3 separate regions of the Homo sapiens genome follow, and all the other regions are linked to region 1. A link is a contact called in ENCODE Hi-C or POLR2A ChIA-PET data. All regions are on one chromosome and are shown on one strand. The core of a region is the stretch at or near the end of the contact, and the rest is flanking DNA. Distances in the headings are between cores, read along the strand shown.

Region 1 (3,389 bases), core at 443-2,942:
AGAGTAAGGACTGCTTACTCTTGAAGCAATCTTTCTTTCAATTTCCTTTAAAATTGCTTCTTTTCTGAATCCAGAGGATGAGAAACATCATAATTTTATATGCTTTAATGGTATCTTATTTTAGTCTTTGTCTTCCTGGGTTGAAGCATTCTAATTTCAAAAGCCTTGCCCCATTCAAGAATATTCCTCAGTGACAAATTCAGGAGGTGTTCTTTCTCTTTCTCTTTTTTTTTTTTTTTTTTTGACCTTGTCTGTGTATGGTGTTCCAGGTACATCCACAGTAGTCTTTGGTACAAGAATAGATAATGTTTCTGATTTCTTTCCAGTTCTCTTCTTGATACTGTTCTGTAATTTTGGCCCTTTGGCCACAGAAACACTTTGGGAAGAGGGTTAAAGCAACCTTCTAAAACTGTAGGTGAGAAACACTAAGAGAAGCATTTAAAAACTATCAGAGAACGTTAACTGGTATTATTAGGTTGGTGCAAAAGTAACTGCGGTTTTTGCCATTAAGAGTAATGGCAAATTAATTTAGAATTAGTCAACACTAAAAAAATCTAATTGTACATTTATCTTACAGTAGTAATCTCTTAAAAATATGACATCGAATTCAATTAAAAATTAATTTAAGAGTGTCTTCATTCAATCTTCTCTAAGTTTCCACCAGCGTTTTCCAAATGTAGGTATAATAACAAATCTGTGGTGTAACCTCCACCTTCCAAGGAGAATGAGAAAACAAGACTAAATAGTGATTTTCCTTTCCTAGCACTACATGTATTCATCTCTAAAGAAGTGCCTTTATTCTGATAGTCTGTCAGATTATTTCTAATGTATATGTGTGTTAAAACCTACTTTCTTTTTTTTTTTTTTTTTTTTTTTTTTTTTGAGACGGAGTCTCGCTCAGTCGCCCAGGCTGGAGTGCAGTGGCGTGATCTCGGCTCACTGCAAGCTCCGCCTCCCGGGTTCACGCCATTCTCCTGTCTCAGCCTCTGCAGCAGCTGGGAGTACAGGTGCCTGCCACCACGCTCGGCTAATATTTTTGTATTTTTAGTAGAGACGGGGTTTCACTGTGTTAGCCAGGATGGTCTCGATCTCCTGACCTCGTGATCCGCCCGCCTCGCACTCCTAAAGTGCTGAGATGACAGGTGTGAGCCACCGCGCCCGGCCGTTAAAAGCTACTTTCTTTTAGAACAGTGTTAGAACAATTGTCAAAATTTTAATATGGGTTTATATTAAATACCATATATCAACATTAACTTTCCCGAATTGAAGATGGTATCATGGTTATACAAGATAATTTTTTTCTTAGGAAATATATACATAAATTACACACAATTATACAAATTTTTTTCTAAGAAAAAATTTCTCCTTATAAATCATATATAAGTACATAAATATATACACTAAGTGAAAGGTATGATATCTGCAACTTCTGTGTGACTTCTGTGAATCTCAGTTTCCTTATCCATTAAACGAGTAGAATAATACTGCCTATCTCCTAGGTTTGTTACAGTAATTTTACGGGACAGTGTATGTAGAGTTAGTATGCAGCAAAGCGTCAGATTAGCACATAGAAATGCCTATCATTCATATTCATTGTCACTTCTGGCTGTGACTCAGCTTTCAGTTTTCTTGTGGCGAAAGTGAAAAGGGAAAGGGAAACATGATCGTTGAGAAAGTTCATTGTGGTTTTAAGACAAAAATGAAAGTATGCATTAACGAAAAACAAAGCTCTGCCGTGCTCAGGTGTTAAAGTGTCTGAAGAGCAGAGCAAAGATAGAGCCTCCGGAAACATCCATGCAATCAACAGGAACTTGGTAAAATCCAAACATAGTCATAAAGAACTTGCTTCATTTCGTCTTTTTGTATGGAAGAAGAAAACAGGACTAATTCTGACAAGGGTTTCTGCAAAGAGGCATCTGTACTTACTATAAAAAGTATGACTCAGAGTTATAGATATACCTGGAACATAGTTGGCACCCAAACTGAAAGATGAAAAGAATGGGCTGGGCGCGGTGGCTCACGCCTGTAATTCCAGCACTTTGGGAGGCCGAGGCAGGTGGATCACGAGGTCAGGAGTTCAAGACTAGCCTGGCCAAGATGGTGAAACCCCGTCTCTCCAAAAAAAAAAAAAAAAAAAAAAAAAAAAACAAAAAATTAGCCGGGCGTGGTGGCACGCGCCTGTAATCCCAGCTACTCCGGAGGCTGAGGCAGAGAATTGCTTTAACCTGGAGGGGCAGAGGTTGCAGTGAGCCGAGATCGTGCCACTGCACTCCAGCCTGGGTGACAGAGTGAGACTCCATCTCAAACAAACAAACAAACAAACAAAAACAAAAAGAAAAGAATGTAATACTTCCCAACTACAGGTGCCTTGTGAAAGAACAGTATGATATTTATACGAGGGAATGTCTTTGAATTTATTTTTGTGTTGTTTGCCACATAAATACACTGGAATACCAGCCTTATTCAAGGCATGGTAAGAAGCTAGTCTGAAATGGAGCCCACAGCAAGACTCATTTTGCAGCGTGGGAGTAGTAGGAGAAACCACATTTCTTTTCCAAGGCCTGCTACTCCCTAGCTTCTGACTCTGAGAAGTGCACTGAAATGCAGCGGCAGAATCTGATTGAGTCAGGAGAATAGGGACTGGAGGCAGCGAAACTAAGGACGATTTGTACTGACTTCCTAGAACTGAATGGAAAGGAAAACCTCGCCTTTCCACACCCAAGTAACAAAAGGATCCGAGGCTACTCCCTTTGTATGGTGAGGCAGATGAATAATGGAAAGTACTTCTGATTGGTCCCCTCCTGCAACCAATCAAATGTTTGCATAGGATGTCACTTTGTAACTTCACTTCAGCCTCTGATTGGTCGCCTCCTGCAAGCAATCAGAGTGGTCCTGGGCCAAGTCCTCATTTACACAGGGTGTACCCAAATAACTAATGGGAAACCTCCATAGGGTATTTAAACCCCAGAAAACTCTGTAACTAGGGCTCTTGAACCGCTTACGGGAGCTGGCTCCTACTCTGTAGAGTGTACTTTCGTTTCAATAAATCTGCTTTCGTTGCTTCATTCTTTTGTTGCTTTGTTTGTGCGTTTTGTCCAATTCTTTATTCAAAATGCCAAGACCCTGGACAACTTCGTGGTCAAGACCCTTCACTGGTAACAAGATGACTTCTATAGTCCCTTCTAACTCAAGTATTTTATGATGACAGACTAAAGAAGACTAGGCTTTTATGTTCCTTTATAGTACAGGAAGGTGTGATGCCTATTTTTAAAGATCTGAATATAAAGAAAGATATTAGAGACCAAGACTTAGAGAAAATCAGACTCCTTTTATGAGTTAGGGGTAAATTTTTAAATTTAAAAACCTGTGATGTTTATTTAACTGATTAT
Region 2 (3,389 bases), core at 526-3,025, 300 kb before region 1:
CTTAGCAACCTTACATCTAGGCACTTTTCATTCCATTCATTCATAAGTATATTGTGCACCTTCTTTGTATTAGTTAAGTGTGCTAGTTGCTAAGGATAGGATGGTGAGCCAGGCAGACATAGTCTACATGGTGATGGTGCATGGAGTTTAGCAGTAAAAGGTTAGAAATTAGCCAAACGGGTCAGGTGCAGTGGCTCACACCTGTAATCTCTGCACTTTGGAAGGCTGAGGTGAAAGGATTGTTTGAGGCCAGGAGTTTAAGACCAGCCTAAACAATAGTGAGACCCCTGTCTCTATTAAAAAAAAAAGAAAAGAAAAGAAATTAGCTAAATAATCTCACTAGTAATTATATGTAGGTAGTTAATTATACACTGTGCTCATGTATGTAACTTTTTTTTTTTTTAAGAGATCACTCAGGCTGCAGTGCAATGGCTTGATCAAGGCTCACTGCAGCCTTGAACCTCTGGCTCAGCCTTCAGAGTAGCTAGGACTACAGGTGCATGCCACCATGACTGGCTAGTTGATTATTATTATTATTATTATTGTATTTTTAGAGATGGGATCTCACTACGTTGCCCAGGCTAGTTGGCCAGCTCCTGGCCTCAAGCAATACTCCTGCCTCAGCCTCCCAAAGCACTGTGATTACAGGCATGAGACACTGTGCCCTGCACATGTATGACACTATTATTCATTGAGCACCTATTGTATACCAGGCTGTGGGCATACAACAAGACTACTGCTATTGTCTCTAGGTTCCAGAGAAGGAAGCTGAGTAAGTTTCAGTAAATAACCCAACAACTTGCACACTTAAAATACGAGTCCTTACTCACTGTGCTGGTAGAAGAATGACTCAGTGCATGTCGGAAGGAGCAGAGAATAGACCATCAGTGGGTCACTGCCTTAGTTATCATTAGAGGTGGCTAAAGCAGAGTGTGCTATGGGTTCTCACTGGGCAATTGGGAGCCATTATCCTCATGAATGAGGCAATGACTGGATTTCCTCCTTGGATATTCAGAAGTTGGGAATACGGAGAAAGGTATATAGCATGATTTCTGTGTTGAAAGTGAACAGCATGTCCAGTAAAATATGTGTTTTAAATTACCCCTGAGCTGTTTTTTAAATTATAACCAATGAAGAAAACTGTCCAAAGGAAGCGTTTCCCATGACCTTCCCTTTGGAAATAACCCAGGTTTTCTAGTCCTTAGTTTAACGAAGGTATTTTCAGGAGAAGGAAGTTGTGGGGAGAGAGCAGGGCAGGAAGAAGAGGAAATTTTTATAGATAAAGTTGATTTTTAATGAGCTTCTTTTAGCCTAGTTACCTCCCTTGTCATCATAGTATGTGCTTGTTTGCTGTTGAACAGCGCAGAGTGATGTTGGTCTGAGGAGTGACATCAGAGTCTCTCACTGGCCCTGTTTCTCCTGGCCCTATGGTCCTCTCTGCAGTTACAGGGTCTCTGGAAAGGCTGGAGGAGTCGACACTTGTCCCATCCATTGCATCACAAACTGAGTAATGGCCATGACAGTGTGCATGGTAAATATATGATGCTTTGTTTCTTTTCAGGAAGTGGAAAATAAAGTGCCACAGATGAGGTGGAGGCAGATGTGGCCACTTCCTTATTGCAGAGACGGGGTTGTATGAAGAATGAGTGTTGTATATAATGTGTGACTTCTCTGTGGCTTCCACCTGCTCAGCCCCCTGAGTGGGATAACCCAAGAGGCAACAGGTTACTTAGACATGCCCATTGCCTGGAACACTCTGGGAACTTCAGTACAAGTCGATAGAGGAGAGTGAAGGAACAACATGGAGATCATTTAAAAACTCATTTATGTCAAAAATTCACTTAGGACCTGTCTGTGTTTCTGATTCCTCTTTCTTATTTCATTTGCATGGGAAGTGACCTCAGATCAAATAACTGAGTGAGAAAAACAAATTAAATCAAAGCACCCAGGAAAGGGACATTTCATTCAAACAACTTTTTTGGGCATCTACTATGTGCTGGGAAGCAGCCTATAAAAAATACTTGCATTTGATTCCTATCCTCCTGCTCCCCACCCCTCCTATCCTCCGCTTCTAGGGTAGGAAAGTTCTGCCTAGCTCAGGTAACTATCCCCTGGGGGCCATGTTGTTTTTCATTGTGTAGTTTATTGGGAATCAGAATTTTTAAGTGCCAGAAGGGATGTCAAAGATTACCTAGTCTCATTCCCTCATTTTACACTTAATTTTATGAAGCTCACCAAAGTGATATGCTCAAATTATTTCACAGCTGTTACAGCATAAATGTGACTCAATTCACATTCTTTTTGCAAAATGCCTGTATAAAATAACAAAATGAAATCTATCCTTCACTGTCAACTACATTGTTCTAGTTATCTATTGCTGTGTCACAAGAAGCCACCCTAAACTTAGTGACTTGAACCAATTTATTATTCTCTTATGGTTCCATGGGATAGCGGGGCAGTTCTTGCTTGAGGTCTCTCCTGTGGTTGCTGTCAGATGGACAGATGCTCGGAGTCATCTGAAGGCCCAAGGGGGCTGGATGTCCAAGTTGGCTTCTTCCCGCACAGGGCTGGCAGGTGATGCTAGCTGTCATCTAGGTGCTCAGCTGGGCTTGGTATTGGATTGTCTTGAAGGTCCCTTCTGTTCTATCAACTTGGGAAAGTTATTCCCTTTCGAGAACCTCACTTCATGAGAATGTGTTGGGTTGCAAGGAAGCGACTCATTTAAGTTACCTCTGACTTATGTTAATTACACATAAATGTGAGCTCTATAAATCTGGTCAACTAGATTCCAGAAAATCGTATTTAAAACCTTCCTTGGTTCTTTCCTGAGTGTTTGCTTTTTCTTCTTTTTTTTTTTAGAGACAGGGTCTTGCTCTGCTTCCCAGGCTGAAGTGCAGTGGCACAATCATAGCTCACTGCAGCCTCAATCTCCTGTGCTCAAGCCATCCTCCTGCCTCAGCCTCCCAAGTAGCTAGGACTACAGGTGTGCATCACCACACCCAGCTAATTTTTACATTTTTTGTAGAAACAGGGTCTTGCTATGTTGACATTGCTGGTCTCAGACTCCTAGCCTCAAGCAATCCTCCTGCCTCAGCCTCCCAAAGTGCTGGGATTACAGGTGGGAGTCCCTGTGCCCAGGCCTCTCTTTTCTTTTGACCACTTTCACCTTTTTTCTATTTCAGAGCAACTGCTCATATATAACATCAGCATGCTGTGATCCTTCCTCGTGGCTTCGTTCCCTGTGCATCCTTTCAAGCTCTGGTATTCACTGCTAAGGTTCTCAATCCTTAGTGCAAATGAGAGGGAAGGGGAGAGCAGAGGGAGGATCTAATTGCCATCAGAGAGGCAGACCATGTGGTCACTTGAAAACCCTAATACTGACTGGCCCT
Region 3 (3,389 bases), core at 555-3,054, 260 kb before region 1:
AAGTAGACAAGCAGGCAGGGGAGGCAGGGTGAGGACACCTGATCTGGCAAAGAATCTTCTCTGAGGCAGCCACCAGCCTAACAGCTGGGGAGACAGCTCGGAAATATCAAGTTCTTTCAGATCTTTTTATAAGCAATACCTCATATTTTAATATAAAGGAAGTCTAACAGAAAGCAGTGCGAAGACTACCTATGATCAACACCCCTTACACACATATTTGTTAAGTGCCTGCCATGGGCCATGCACTGGAGGCCCCTAAAAATGCCTAAGATGCAGTCTTTGTTCTCTAGCTCAGTCTCACACAGAGCAACAGCTATCTAAGAATTTCTGGTATGGCACCTTCAATGTTCTCAGGAACAAGCCAGGGTTCTATGACTCCATGACCATCCCATGTGACGTGGTTTGGCTGTGTCCCCACCCAAATCTCATCTTGAATTGTAGTTCCCATAATCCCCACATGTTGTGGGAGGGACCCCGTGGCAGGTAATTGAAGCATGGGGGGCGGTTACCTCCATGTTGTTCTTGTGATATTGAGTGAGTTCTCATGAGATCTGACGGTTTTTTAAGGGGCTTTTTCCCTCTTTGCTTGGCACTTCCTCCTTCCTGCTGCCGTGTGAAGAGGGACATGTTTGCTTCCCCTTCAGCCATAATTTTAAGTTTTCTGAGGCCTCCCTAGCCCTGAGAAACTGTGAGTCAATTAAACCTCTTTTCTTTATAAATTATCCTGTCTTGGGCAGTTCTTTATGGCACTGTAAGAACTAATACACCATGCAAGTCAGGCTGTATTCTCTCTGCCTCCTTCCTGTCCCCTACCTCCTCTGAGCAAGTAGGTCTACCACCCTGCCAGTCTCAGCTCAGATGTCACTTTGTCTGGGAGGCCACAGTGCCCTGAACACTTTCCACTGTTGTGGTACAGCTATTTCTTTAATGTCTACTTCTCCCATGAACATAAACCCTAGGACATAGGTGTTTCATCTGTTTTAGTCACCTTATGCTCTCACCACCAATCACAGTGCCTAACCCAGAGAAATTCAATAATAGTTTTTATAATTCATTATATAAGACCTAGCAGAGGCATCTCTCCAGGGTAAGGACACCAGGGGAAGCTTGAGGAGCTGATGCCAATGTCAAAGTCACAGACACAAAGAACCAGCAAGACAAGAAGGAAACCAAATAAAAACCATCAGCCTCCCAGAAAGAGAGCTCCTCCTTGGTTTCCTCTTAAGATTACCTTCTGTAAATTACTTAGGCTCCTTACCTACACAATTAGGAGAGGTGGAGTAAACTCAGTCAGTATATGCTTAACTCTGAGTGGTCTATGCTGGGCTGTCCAAGCCTGTGCCATGCTCACTGGCCCCTCCTGAGGGACACAGCCTTGCAGAGGGGGCTTCCCTAGATAGCATGTGACGACCCACCCACCCTGGCAGTCTTTCATAGGCAGGTCAGCAACAAAAAAGTCGTTGCAATAACTGAGCTAGGATCATCAGACACACTCATGTTCTGGTATCTGGCCTTATCCAGTCTGATGTCAATTTAAAAAGAAAAAATCATGGAAGAAACAGAAGCTGATTGCTTACAATAAAGGGCTACCACTAATTATATTCTCAGGGTATTATCAAACAGAGCTTGAAAAAAAAACTGAAATGTTTGATAAGATGTAGAAGGGGTCATGGCAAGCCAAACCCCTGGGCAAAGCCACGTTATCGGGGAAGAGCAACTATGAAGAAGCAGAGGACACTGGCCAGGAGAGCAGTGAGACACGCAGGGAGAATCCCCGGCCGCTGGAGGCGCTCAGCATGGCTCACGGCAGGGAGGGAGGGCACAGCTGCTGCAGTTACTGATGCTCTCCCCCTTCTAGCCACACACAGCCACTTGGGGAAACAGGTTTTGTTTTGTTTTCTTCCCCTGAGGAAATATCCCTTTCTGTTAACAGAGCCCAACTTCAACCTGCCTGTGTGGCTTGGACTCACCAAGCTGTGGTTCAGCAGAGTCTCGGCCCTAAAATGGCATCTGTGCTCACGAATCAGGCAAAGGTCAGGTGGTGGCCTAGGGCCCCAGGGCTTTCCCACTGGCACACACACGTGCACCTCCTGGATCCCTTTGAGATGAGAGAGGTGCAGGCGATGAAAATCAGGCTCGGCAACCTCTGCTGCTCCACCACCTACACACATGTGGGATGGAAGCACCGCTTCTGCCCCACCGTTAAGCCTCACTAACGGGGACACAGTGCAGGCTGAGTGAAGGAAGAAATGGAAAAAAAATTCTAAACATTTAATAATCAATCACTTAGGTAACTAGTATTTGATATTTAAAATGAGAGGGATCTTGAAATTCTATTGTTCGGAGAAAAACTGATAACAGGAAAATAAATGATGCATGAGGATATGTGAGATCAGGCCTACTTAACTACATTTTTACCTTCAAATGAATAAATGTGAAGAAATTAAAGAACAGGAAAGGCATGGGAAAGATCTTAGTATCTTCCGAGGTTTGGGTAAAACAACAACTACAACAAAAAAACCCCATAATTAACAGTTAAACTAAAAGCTTGTTTTCAAATAAATGTAAAGTGGGCTCATTAAATCATCCCAAGCTGCAATTTGAAACGGAAGTAATTTACCCCTCACAGCTGTCACATGATTAAGAAATACTAAATGTATAAAAATAAAAATGAAACCTTTTGTCCTCATTATATTCAATGATTTCATGTTTTCTTTTTCAGAATAAATAAAAGACAATATCCTAACATACAGCATAACTCTTTAGAGTTAAGAACTTGTTTTTGTTTATTTGCTTTCTAGGTCTCGCTGCCTTCTAACAACCACACTCTAAAATTTCTGGGGCTGCCAGATACTCTTTCCCCCTTACCTGGGCACTAGAACAAGAATGTTCTCACAAAACTGCACAGTTATCAATGTCATAAACTTAACATTGATAGAATACTTTTATGTGAGCTACCATCTGTATTCCAATCTCGTAAACTGCTCCAAACATGTCTCTGACAGCATCCAATCCTGGTTTTAGATACTGAAGTCCTCAATAGCTATCTTCTTGCTTCCCAGAATGCCCCACTCCATCAGTGATTTGACTTCTGTACCTTTACCAGGCCTCTTGGCTCAATGATGCTTATGTGGAAAACATTTACATAACAGCTTTTACAGAGAGTGCACCTACTTTGGCTGTAATACAGATATAGATTTTTTTTTCTTGCAGCTGATTCAAACATTTCAAATTTTTTTTCAAGCTGCATTTGAGGATGTCCTGAGAACATAATTAGTAGTGGCCCTGTTTACAAGTAACCATTTTGCCCTCAAGCTTTTCTACCTCCCTAATTTTACCTTTCAAAATAAAAAGGAATCTCAGAAGCAGAGGAAAAAAGCATAAATTCT

What was found. Hi-C counts contacts between places; a loop is a spot of excess contacts on that map. ChIA-PET counts read pairs that join two places held with the same protein, here RNA polymerase II (POLR2A). Pooled maps may share reads with other maps.
Region 2: a map of K562 shows a loop between it and region 1 (3-fold over the local background). The contact joins two enhancer-like sites. A Hi-C loop is called at or near these places in 1 of 168 maps with a recorded cell type or tissue (K562), 1 of 37 single-sample maps with no recorded cell type and 12 of 50 pooled maps. POLR2A ChIA-PET finds 5 or more read pairs at or near these places in 2 of 52 experiments (activated CD4-positive, alpha-beta T cell and activated T-cell).
Region 3: a map with no recorded cell type shows a loop between it and region 1 (2.7-fold over the local background). The contact joins two enhancer-like sites. A Hi-C loop is called at or near these places in 3 of 168 maps with a recorded cell type or tissue (CD4-positive, alpha-beta T cell, HepG2 and head of caudate nucleus), 1 of 37 single-sample maps with no recorded cell type and 3 of 50 pooled maps.

The regions. Positions count from the first base shown.
Region 1 is chr18:34,858,979-34,862,367 of GRCh38, reverse strand. The region is part of intron 16 of DTNA (dystrobrevin alpha); the gene reads right to left. Among named protein-coding and RNA genes, the nearest start is that of DTNA-AS1, 93 kb to the right of the region's middle. RefSeq lists enhancers at 1,587-1,716, 1,727-1,826 and a silencer at 2,429-2,723. Within about 2 kb of position 1,692, at least 6 of the 41 ENCODE cell types and tissues checked have a DNase peak (open chromatin) inside an H3K27ac peak, as active enhancers do.
Region 2 is chr18:35,157,422-35,160,810 of GRCh38, reverse strand. No RefSeq gene overlaps it. Among named protein-coding and RNA genes, the nearest start is that of ZNF397, 82 kb to the left of the region's middle. Within about 2 kb of position 1,775, at least 5 of the 41 ENCODE cell types and tissues checked have a DNase peak (open chromatin) inside an H3K27ac peak, as active enhancers do.
Region 3 is chr18:35,121,451-35,124,839 of GRCh38, reverse strand. The region is part of intron 4 of MAPRE2 (microtubule associated protein RP/EB family member 2); the gene reads right to left. Among named protein-coding and RNA genes, the nearest start is that of MAPRE2, 82 kb to the right of the region's middle. Within about 2 kb of position 1,804, at least 6 of the 41 ENCODE cell types and tissues checked have a DNase peak (open chromatin) inside an H3K27ac peak, as active enhancers do.